Linked DNA regions of Homo sapiens: region 2 is linked to region 1. A link is an interaction called in ENCODE POLR2A ChIA-PET data of the cell type or tissue named here. Cell type or tissue: MCF 10A. All regions are shown on one strand. Links, peaks and the distances in the headings refer to the core of each region. The heading gives the core; the rest is flanking DNA. Region 1 overlaps LINC01714 (long intergenic non-protein coding RNA 1714). Region 2 holds the start of LOC105376689 (translation initiation factor IF-2).

Region 1 (5,368 bases), core at 139-5,138:
TTACTGGGAAACAGGTGGTGTTTCGTTACATGAGTAAGTTCTTTGTGATTTGTGAGATTCTGGTGCAGAATTTGTGACATCTCCCCTAGAAAGAAAGAAAAGAAGCAACAGCCTTGGGTATTAAATTTAAATTCCACATGGGATCCAAGACCATTTCCTTTCAGCTCCACCCAGCTTTCCCAGAGCAGTTCCCGATGCCTCCTGCAGCAGCCAGTGTTTCCCAAACTTACTGGTCATGGGAATAACCCAAGGCACTGGATAGATAAAATAAAAATTCAGATTCCTTGACCCCACCTCTGTGGACTCTGATTCCGGAGGTCTGAGTGGTGGTGTTGGGGTAGGGGTGAGGGTGCCCCAGTTGTCTGTATAATTGACAAGCGGGAGAGTCTGCAGAGAAACTGGGCTGGAATCAGTCATGGACTGCCCTGCCATCAGGCTTTTGCAGACAATGCAGTTCCCTTTTTCTGGAATTTGCATGCACTCACCCTACCCCCTCCATGGATAAGTTCCTCCTTGTCCTTCAGTGTCCTGTTCAACACCTAGGACAAATTTCTGTGTCAAAGAATTTCTATGTCAAGGAATAGGCCAATTTTTCAACTTTTGATGGATGTTGGCAAATTGTCTTCCAAAATGTCTACCGTGTCTACCGGTTTACACTTCCACCTTTTTGCTTTCCTAAAACATTTTTTCCCTATTACAAAAATATTGTATATTAAGTGTAGACAGTTTAGAGAATACAGATATGTAAAGGGAATGTGGGCGGGTGTGGTGGCTCAAGCCTGTAATCTCAGCACTTTGGGAGACCGAGGTGGGTGGATCACCTGAGGTCAGGAGTTCAAGACCAGCCTGGCCAACATGGTGAAACCCCGTCTCTACTAAAAATATAAAAATTAGCCTGGCGTGGTGGCGTGTGCCTGTAATCCCAGCTCCTCGGGAGGCTAAGGCAGGAGAATTGCTTGAACCTGGGAGGTGGAGGTAGCAGTGAGCCGAGATGGCACCACTGCACTCCAGCCTGGACAACAGAGTGAGATTCCGTCTTAAAAAATAAAAGAAAAGAAAATAAAATAAAGGTAATGTGAGGAGACTACAGTCCCAGCAAACAGTTTTGTAACCCTCAATTAGGTGAATTCTTCCCATATTTTGTGTCTGCAGATGCACTTGGAAGTTTGACTTCAACTCGAGTCCCAGATTCACCTCTTACTAACCCCATGGCCTTGGACAAGTTACTTAATGTTTCTGAGTGTCCGTTTTCTCATCTATAAACTGAAGATGACGGTAGCACCACGTCAAAGGCTGTCACAAGATGCATGGCATTTAGCCAGTGCCTGGAATGTGACGAACTCTCAGGGCACTCTTCTATGACGTTGTTTGCGCCTTGCTTTCTTACTCCAGCAATACGTACAAACATCTTCCTTTTGTAGCAAAGGGACACTCCTAGCCTCAGTCTTTTATAGGAACCTCGGGTCTATAGCTCCAATCCTAGACCATCAGTACCACCAGTGGTGTTTTGTTGGTGTCAGATTTTCACCTGGTCCCACTCAGCCTAGCTACAAGTTCCTCCTCCCCCACCTGCCTGCCCCCATCTTAGTCACGTCATCTGTTCTCTGAGGCCTCCCGACAGAAGCCACCAGAATACCTCCCTCTCCCTCCACAGTTAACTGGGTTTCAAGCAGTTCTGTTATTTCACTCTAAAGGGAGAGAATGGAATCAGACAGACCTCCCTTTTTGTCCTGGCCCTGTTGCTTACACAGTGTGTGACAGTGAACAGCTATCTCTGTTCCCTGAGCCTCAGTTTCTTCATCTGTAAGATGGAGTGATAGCTGACCTGCCACGTAGGGCTGCGGTTCTGATGGCGAAATGAGACGGCTCGCGTAAGTGTGCAGCACCGTGCAATCAGAGGGTCAGTGCTCCACACACACAACTGCGATTGCACCACTGCTGTGTGATCCCCATCTCGCTTGCTCTAGCCCTGGCTGTCATTGCAGCCCTGTTTGCAGCACTGACATGGCCTCCTAACATGTCCCCACCTTCAATCTTTCCCAGGACAAATTTCAGTGTGTCACCAGGATGACTTTCCCAAGGCATATCTGCAGCAGGTCACTCTCTGCTCAAGACTTAGATGGCTACAGTCCCCCTACCATTGAACACCTAGAGGTGTCCCAGCCCCAGCATGGCTTCCACAGGCCCCGTGGCTCTGGATGCAGAGTCCGTTTCCAGCCTGAGATGGAGCTGTGCTCAGCACTTTCCCATCCCTCTTTGTGAGTGCCCACCACCTGCACGGAGACTGTTTCTTATTATCCCAGCAGCCCCCGCCGGGCTCAGACATCCCTCCTGGAGCTTGTATTTCCAGGTCCCCTCTGGGTCCCGCTCCCCTGAGCAAACACTTGGTGCACTGTCCACTGCCCACGCATCCTGCTCCACAGGGCTCTGTCTCCACCATGACCCTGCAGCCTCTTGAGAACAGATGCCCGTTCTGTTCACTTTTGCATCCTCTCTGCACCCCCAGCTTCCCTCTGCAAGCTTGAAATGTTTGTTCACTCTCTTGCTAATAAATAACATTTTTTCCCAGGTTTAGATGTATAAAAGTTGATCCACAGGCCAAAGGGTTTACACAGATCATTTACCTTTCCTGTGACTTATTCCAAGATGACAAGGACAAGGAATTTTAAAAACTGCAATGCCCATCACTAGAACTGACGTAGCCATAGACGCCTCTGACACATGTGTTAGGAAACACACCTATATTGAATGTCACATGCCTCTTTTTTGTGATTATGAGATGCGCATAGAACACATATACGTGGTTCTTATCTGTGGAAAGGCAGGAGACTAACCACAACGGTGTGTGCCCTCTCTCCCTCGGGGGCAGGAGAATCGTGCCCTAGCACACGGAGAGGGTGGGGTTCAAACGTGCACACTTGCTTTTCTTTCCTAAAGCCATGTATCGAGACTATTTGTTTAGTCCTGTTCTGAAAGATGATGCAACATGACTCGAAAGGAAGTGGGCAGTTGCCTTGCTGCCGCGAGGTAAGGAATGTCACGTCGCTCAAATGTGCTTCGCATTCCCAGAAATATGCCGCAGCTGAAAGGGAGGAGATGACTCAATGTTCCCCTAACTTTCGACATATCCACCACAGAGCCCGACCAGCGCTAAAGAGGGCAGGCTGGCAGAAAGTCCAGCGAGCGTGAGGGGCCAACACAGCGCTCCCCGCCTCCCCCGGAGGCCGCTATGGCATTTGGGGTGCAGAGCCCAACCGAGTCAACCTGGTGTGATTTTTTTTTTTCCAAGCTGGAATAACAGGGCCGTAGGTCCACATTGTGTTCGTGTGTTCTTAGGTAGCAGATGTCTGTAGAGGGGTACTTAGGGGAGGAAATGAGGGTGGAGGTGGCCTGCCCAAACTCTGCGAGTTTTCTAGCCATGGTTCTGATAATTAGCTTTGCGCAAGTGGGGGCCTTTGTCCTTAGAACGGGCTCTTTTAATATCACTCCTCCCTTCCTTTTTTTTTTTTTTTGAGACCGAGTTTCGCTCTTGTTGCCCAGGCTGAAGTGCAGTGGCATGATCTCAGCTTACCGCAACCTCTGCCTCCTGGGTTCAAGCGATTCTCCTGCCTCAGCCTTCCTGAGTAGCTGGGATGTTCCAGAGGGTAGCCACCTGTTCCTCCCCAGGCAGAGGAGCCTGGTAGCTCCACGACCCATCAAGAGTCGATCTCAGCATCTCCCAAACTCACTATCGCTGAAACGATCTCTGCTCCAGGACTCAATGCTTTTTGGGGATGTGGCAACTAAATTGGTAAAGAGACCTGCTCCCTGCACCGCCTGCGTGGGTGCTGGGTGCTGGGTGCTGGGTGCATAAAGCCCTTGCAGGTGATCACGAGGCAGTGGAGTGGAGCACCCGAGGCTGCTCCACCTGGGCTGGCTCCAAGCTCCCCATTTTCTGGGAGTCAGAATCGGAGCCTGGTATGCAGTCTCTCCCTCCGGGCTTCACTCTTTGCATCCGAAGACCAGGAATGATAACAGCACCTGCCTCAGGGTTGTGGTCAGGACAAAATAACTGCATGGTTTTGTGAAGTGCCTAGAAGGGTGCTGGATGCCATGATTCTTTTTTTTTTGAGATGGAGTCTCGCTCTGTTGGCCTGGCTGGAGTGCAGTAGCGTGATCTCGGTTCACTGCCTCCGCCTCCCGGGTTCACGCCATTCTCCTGCCTCAGCCTTCCGAGTAGCTGGAACTACAGGCTCTTGCCACCATGCCTGACTACTTTTTGTATTTTTAGTAGAGAAAGGAGCCTCACCATGTTGGCCAGGTTGGTCTCGAACTCCTGACCTTGTGATCTGCCCACTTCAGCCTCCCAGAGCGCTGGGATTACAGGTGTGAGCCACCGCGCCCGGCCTCATGATTCTTGATAAATGAATTAACACCAAGGTCGCCTCCCCAGGGAATATTCACTACCAGCTGGTGCCTTCACATGTGGGGTTCGCCGTCTCATGGCTTCATGAGCTTGAGTCTTGCCCCACGGTTTCTCTAAGGGTTAAATCCATGACCTCCACCAAAACTGAGCGTGAGATACTTACTGAGTCCAGCGAAGAGCAGAGACCACAGTCAAATTAAGAGAAACAGACTCAGAAGGCACGGGAAGGAACGTCGATGCTATCAGAAAAGCCAGATTCCACATAAATCCTCCTATTTACAAATGAAAGATTCAGATGACGGGGGAAGGGGCTGCTTGCAGACTCTTTCCCACATCTCTCGGCACAGTGCCCATCTTAAGGGGGAAATCAACGTTAAGAAATGACATTGGTCGGGCACGGTGGCTCACACTTGTAATCTCAGCCCTTTGGGAGGCGGAGGCGGGCAGATTGCTGAGCCTGGGGGGTTCGAGACCAATCTGAGCAATAAAGTGAAACCCCATCTCTACAAAAAATATAAAAATTAGCTGAGTGTGGTGGTGTGCACCTGTAGTCCCAGCTACCGAGGAGGCTGAGGTGGGGGGACCACCTGAGCCCAGGAGGTCAAGGCTGCATTGAGCCGTGATGTCACCACTGCACTCCAGCCTGGGTGACAGACCTAGGTGAAGACCTTAGCTCAAATAAAAATAAAAATAAAAAGAGAAAGGATAAAAAAGATATTTTTCACCCTCTAACCTGAGAATTCTTCCAGATACAACTGAGATAGGTCCACCCCCAAATTCCTCCGCCACCCAGGGCACGCGGCAGTCGGGACTGGAGAGGCTCCCTCAGCGGAGGCTACAGCCAAACATGAAGCTTGCATTCTTTTTTTCTTTCTTCTTTCTTTTCTTTCCTTTTTTCTGTTTCTTTCTGGTAGAGACAGGGATTCACCATGTTGCTCAAGCTGGTTGCCAACTCCTGGGCTC
Region 2 (5,368 bases), core at 249-5,248, 510 kb after region 1:
CAGCCTCCCAAAGTGCTAGAATTACAAGTGTCAGCCACCACACCTGGCCGTATTTTTAAACTTACTATTCACAAGGTATCATATCATGGTTTTAATGAGTCACTTGCTGTACTGCCTGTGGGGTGAAGAGTAACTATCTCCTGATGGCGACGGCATCTCCTTGTCTGCCTGTCATGTTAAGCCAAATGTAGTCACATAAGAGAATAGCAAAGAAAAGATGGTCATTTGACTTCAGGGCAATTCACTCAAGAAGAGGAGAAGACTCTAACTGAAGGTCTCCATGACTATGAACGCCAACATCCCCATGACATGATGTGACACTACCCATTGGTATCACCCAGCAGGCTAATAAGCACTTCTGAAATGTTAAATGTGAGTAATACTAACTTGTGGTTTTTAATGTAATTCAATACATCACATCTGGACTTCTCCCACCATCACGCCTGTGATCTCAGCACTTTGGGAGGCAAAGGCGGGTGGATCACTTGAGCTCAGGAGTTTGAGCCCAGCCTGGGCAACATGGAGAAACCTCATCTCTACAAAAAATACAACAAATTAGCCGGGCATGGTGGTGTGTACCTGTAGTCCCAGCTACCCAGGAGACTGAGGTGGGAGGATCACCTGAGCCCGGGAGGTGGAGGCTGCACTGAACCATGATCATGCCACTGCACTCCAGCCTGGGAGACAGAGTGAAACCTGTTTCAAAAAGAGCCTCACACCTTTCACTCGGGAAACTTTCATATCAACCAATGCTTTAACTTTGCTATCTTTCTCATATTAAGTAAATAATACTCAGTTCCACTTGTTATTCACGTACTGGATTCTAGAACAGCCCCACATGAATACACTGCAGCAGTGACAGCTCTTAGTAAAGGCCCAGTTCAGTCCTAAATAGAAGACTAAAGAAAAGCCTGGGCCAGGCACGGTGGCTCACGCCTGTAATCCCATCACTTTGGGAGGCTGAGGCAGGCAGATCACAAGGTCAGGAGTTCAAGACCAGCCTGGCCAACATAGTGAAACCCCATCTCCACCAAAATACAAAAATGAGCTGGGCATGGTGGCGCGCACCTGTAGTCCCAGCTACTCGGGAGACTGAGGCAGGAGAATCACTTGAACCCGGGAGGTGCAGGTTGTGGTGAGCCGGGATCATGCCACTGCACTCCAGCCTGGGCAACAGAGCGAGACTCCGTCTCAAAAAAAAAAAAAAAAAAGAATAGCCTGAAATAATGCATCCGCCAGGGTATCACCAAAGCCAAATCCTTAAATAATACAAACAAGACTGTTATTAACGAGTACATGAAATACTGTATTTCCATTTGAGTTGTTCAGATTATAATTAATCAGGACGACCTCATCAAGGTCTCTCAGGAATACACAGCAGTTCTCTGCTTCTTTTCACTACTAGGTTAAATTTATTTAGGAAATGCATACGCTGTAAGTAAATGCTATTTTCTTGGACATTAAACATTATTACTCTCTAAATCTAATACAAAGAAAAAGAGAAACAAATTTATTTGCTAGTGTCTAATTCTGGTCTTGGAATAATAACTATTTTTTTTCTAAACACACAGCAGGAAAAGTGCTTCTGCATAATGCATTTCTCTTGATCCGGTTCCCAGCAATAGTTTCTCGATAAGACACAGATTCTGCAGGGAAACGGAACACTTCAGTTCCTCAAGGTAGTAAGAGAAAAAGACTCCTTGTATGTAATAGCCAGACATTTTATCGATAAAACTTGGGAGCACAATTTTAAAAAGTCAGGGGTTGGCCTCACTGGTGGAAAAAATATAATGCATTCATTCAAGCAACCAAACACAGGAGGCATTTCTGTAGTTATCTGAGGGCACCTCTCACGTTTACTGAGTCCGCTTCCGGGATTAGATACTTCAGGCTGCCAGCAGAAATCCTATCAAGTAAAAGTGGGCAAAATAGAAAATGGACTTTAAAATTGTCGTCCTTCCCTGGTGAGGCAACTGATTAAGAAGACAGTCTGCAAGAATATCATCATTTCAGAAATCTATTCTGATACCTGATTTGTAGAGAAATGCTTTTGATGTCTGCAGTAATCTACAGAGATCGAAAAAGTCTCAAACACCAGAACGCCATCAGCGCCACCTCTAAAGAGGCGCAATACCTAGAAACCCAATCACCAGAGCTCCGAAAATGCAAAAGGGCCACCCCGAGCATCTATCCTGGCCCATCTGCGCGTGGAAAGTGCTCTCTGGTCGCCAGTCTGCAGGGAAGCAAAGCTCTCAGAAGTTCCTCCGAGCCTTCCATCCACTTTCAGGACTGCCCTGTGCACGCGGGTGAATCGAGCGTCCCTCCGCTCCCCTGGTCTGTAGTTAGAGACAGTCCCCCGTCGCCCGATCCCGCACCCGCTGAGGAGCGCAGGGCTGTGCCCGCACCTCGCCTCGCACCTGTCTGCCCAGGGAAACCGGGAGCTCCGCGGGCCCCGCCGCGGGAAGGAGGCGGCACTGGGTCCCAAAAACCCGTGTTGAGGAGAAGCCGAGCGCCCCAACACACTCGCCGCCGGCCGGGCCGGGCCCCCGCGCGCCCCGACGCCGCCCCAGCCCCGCCCGCGCGCGCCCGACACGCTCGTCCCCGCCCTCGCTCCGACACAGACACACGCGCGCGTCCTCGCACCACTCCAGAAGCTCATCCGGCCCGCGCGCGCACCCAGACACGCGTGGCTCACACCCGCCGCACACGCCCCTCGCACAAACACGCGCGCCCCTCACGCCCTCGGCCACTCCAGACACACGGCCCCGGGCCCCACGCAGGCTCGGGCGTCGACACACCCTCGCGGCATGGACACGCGTGTCTCCCACCCACTCCTCGGCCAAACGCACCCCTCCCTGCAGCCCCTCACCCTTGCTCCTCACACTCACTCCCCACTCTCGCCCCAGAAACACGCCCCTCACACCGGGCCCGCCGGATCCCCACACTTCCCACTCGCGCCAGAAACGCGCGCACCCTCGTGGCCCCTCCCTGCCGCGCGTAAACACGCCCGGTCCGCGCACGCCCTCCCGGCCTGGCCCCGCACACTCGCGCCAGAAACACGCGTGGCCGCGCACCACGCCCCCGGCCCGCGAGCACGCGTGTCCCCACGCCCCGGCCCCGCCCCCGCCCCGCGCGCGCCCCCGCCGGCCGCCGCCCTCGACCGCACGCGCCCTCCGCCTAGCCCCGCGCCGCCGCGCACCTACCCGGACCTGCTGAGCTCGGCTCCTGCTCGTCAGGCTTGCGCCGAGCCGCCGCTCACTGGCTCCCGCGCCCCGCCCGGCCCCGCCCGGCCCGGCCCAGCCCGGCCCCGCGCCCGCTCAGCTCCACTCGCCGCAGCTGGAACGACTCGCGGGGCTCCGGGTACCGCGGTCTCCCCGCCACTGCCCGAGTGCGCCGCCCGGACCAATGGCGGGGCGCGGCGGTGAGCTCACCGGACCAGACCCCGCCCCCCAGGCCGCGTGGTCCAATCGGAGGATGCGACGTCACCCGGAGCCGGGCAGAGGCTGGTGCGGGGCGCGGAGCCGCTCGGCGCGGGGACTGCGCCGGAACTGCGCCCGAGCCGCGCTGGACGGCGGGGGCCCGGCCGGAGGTTGCGGGCGGAGCGCGGCCCGGGCGTCCCCGCGCGAGAGCCGGGCCCCCGGTCCCTCGCGACGCGGTCCCCGCCGCTCCGCCCGCCCGGCTCAGCGCGGCCCGCGAATGGGGCGGCGACGGTTCCCTCGAGGCCGGGACGGCTCGGAGCCCGACGGCTGCGCCCGCTGCCCGGGCCGACGGCCCCCGGAGCCCCGCGCGGGCCTCCCGTTCCCCTTCCCGCGGGGCCGCCCCGCGCCCGCCCTGCCTGGCTCCCCGCGCCGTCGGGGCCGCCCGAAGCTCCGCGCCGAGGGCCCGCGTTCCCGGGCTCGGGCTCCCTGCGCGGCCCCGGCGCGCCCTGCGGCGGCGGCGTCTGCAATGCAGCCGGCGGGAGGAGCCGGCGCTGCGCAACGAGCGGGGAGGCGTGGGGGCCAGGCTGGAGGGAGGGGGCCGGGGCCCGAGGACCCGGGGAGGGCCAGGGCGGGGCGGAGGACGGTGGGCGGGGACGGTGGCGGCGGCTCCGGCTTTGGGGAGGGGGTGCGGCGCTGGGCCCCCTTAGCTGGAGTGCAGGCTCCGCCCACCCTTTGGGTCTAACCTCCGCGTTCCAAAGTTCCAGCTCCAGCCCTGCGCACTTGGGGACTTCTGCGTGAGGGTCTCTCGCCCCGGCCACAAATCCCGAGCCGCACCTCTTAATCGAGGCTCAGGCGTCCCGAGCGGATCCCGCTTTCTTTTTTCCCTGTGCTGTTTGCAGTCCCACGGCCTCGCACAGAGAAAGTGCCTGACCCCAAGACCTGTGATGAGACCGCCTATTTTGTTTTTGTTATATACTAATAGATATAGATATATAGATACAGTCAATTATCTGTAAAATCGGCCATGTCTCTGCCACCTGGGTAAAAAGGTGTCTCGAAATTGGGGGCGGAGTCTCTTTTCTGACCCTACCCAAACGCACACAGAAACAACCCCAACATTTGCAGAGCCCTTAAGCCTGTACACCCAATGAGGAATCGCTGGTTAGAGGCCGCGTGAAGGACACCCTGACCAAGCTGGGTCCTGCCCATGCCGGTAGATCGTCCATGGCTTCCCTTGGGGGCTGCCACCCACTGTAAACCTGAGCAAGTTCCTCTCCTGTTCCGAAGCCTGCCCTGGCAAAGCCCCAGTACATATTCCAATCCTGCTCTAGGTCAGTATTCCCACTGCACCTGTCTACCCCTCGCCCGCCCCCCGGGTCACCACGCAGGACCCCTTGCACGCTCCCCCCACCACCTTTGCTATGCAACTCCTCCCCTTTATCTGCTAGGGAGACTCCTATGCATTCATCAAGGTCCAGCTCAAATCTGGCCACCCTCAGTGGCTTTTCCTGACGCTCTCAGCAGAACCAAACCTCCAGCTTTGTTATGTGTTGGTGTTGCAGTACACAGTGAGTGAGTTCTGTTTGTTTTCCAGGGCGGCAATGAAAGGGTAGTCATCAGGGACACATAGGCTCGGGAAACCAACCCCCCTGGGTTCAGAGTGGGCTCGTTGCTAGCTGTGTGCTCCACTGTCTGTGCCTTCATATCTATGGTGCGGGAGTTAAAGGAATCAATAGGTGGAAGGTGCATGTACCAGTGCCTGGCACTGATGTACATTCAATCAAAGTTAGCTACCGTTGCCAGCTTTGCCAAAACGGGGTACTTGGGGGCGAGGAGGAGTGGCTGGAGGCTGGGGTTGGGGTGGCTTCTGGGTTTCTGGTGCTGTTTTAATCTCGACCTGGGCACTGGTTTTAGTTTGTGAAAAATCATTGAGTTGCATACTTAGAATA

The links. Peaks named below come from ENCODE experiments on the same cell type or tissue, not always from the same donor. Only the 100,000 strongest peaks of a DNase experiment are listed, where the experiment ranks them.
Region 2: POLR2A ChIA-PET joins it to region 1 with 6 read pairs; 2 of 35 experiments call an interaction of 5 or more read pairs at or near these places.

The regions. Positions count from the first base shown.
Region 1 is chr1:8,209,796-8,215,163 of GRCh38, reverse strand. LINC01714 (long intergenic non-protein coding RNA 1714) reads right to left here. Exons shown (of 4, transcript NR_125998.1): 2 at 4,569-4,677; 3 at 486-539; 4 at 1-85. Among named protein-coding and RNA genes, the nearest start is that of LINC01714, 3.8 kb to the right of the region's middle. RefSeq lists enhancers at 2,901-3,195, 2,673-3,872. In MCF 10A, for the core only: no CTCF peak of the experiment used is centred there; a DNase peak (open chromatin) is centred at 3,043.
Region 2 is chr1:7,702,730-7,708,097 of GRCh38, reverse strand. The region is part of intron 11 of CAMTA1 (calmodulin binding transcription activator 1); the gene reads right to left. It overlaps LOC105376689 (translation initiation factor IF-2), which reads left to right and starts at 3,536. Exons shown (of 5, transcript NR_188653.1): 1 at 3,536-4,750; 2 at 4,868-4,987. RefSeq lists a silencer at 3,196-3,615. In MCF 10A, for the core only: no CTCF peak of the experiment used is centred there; no DNase peak of the experiment used is centred there.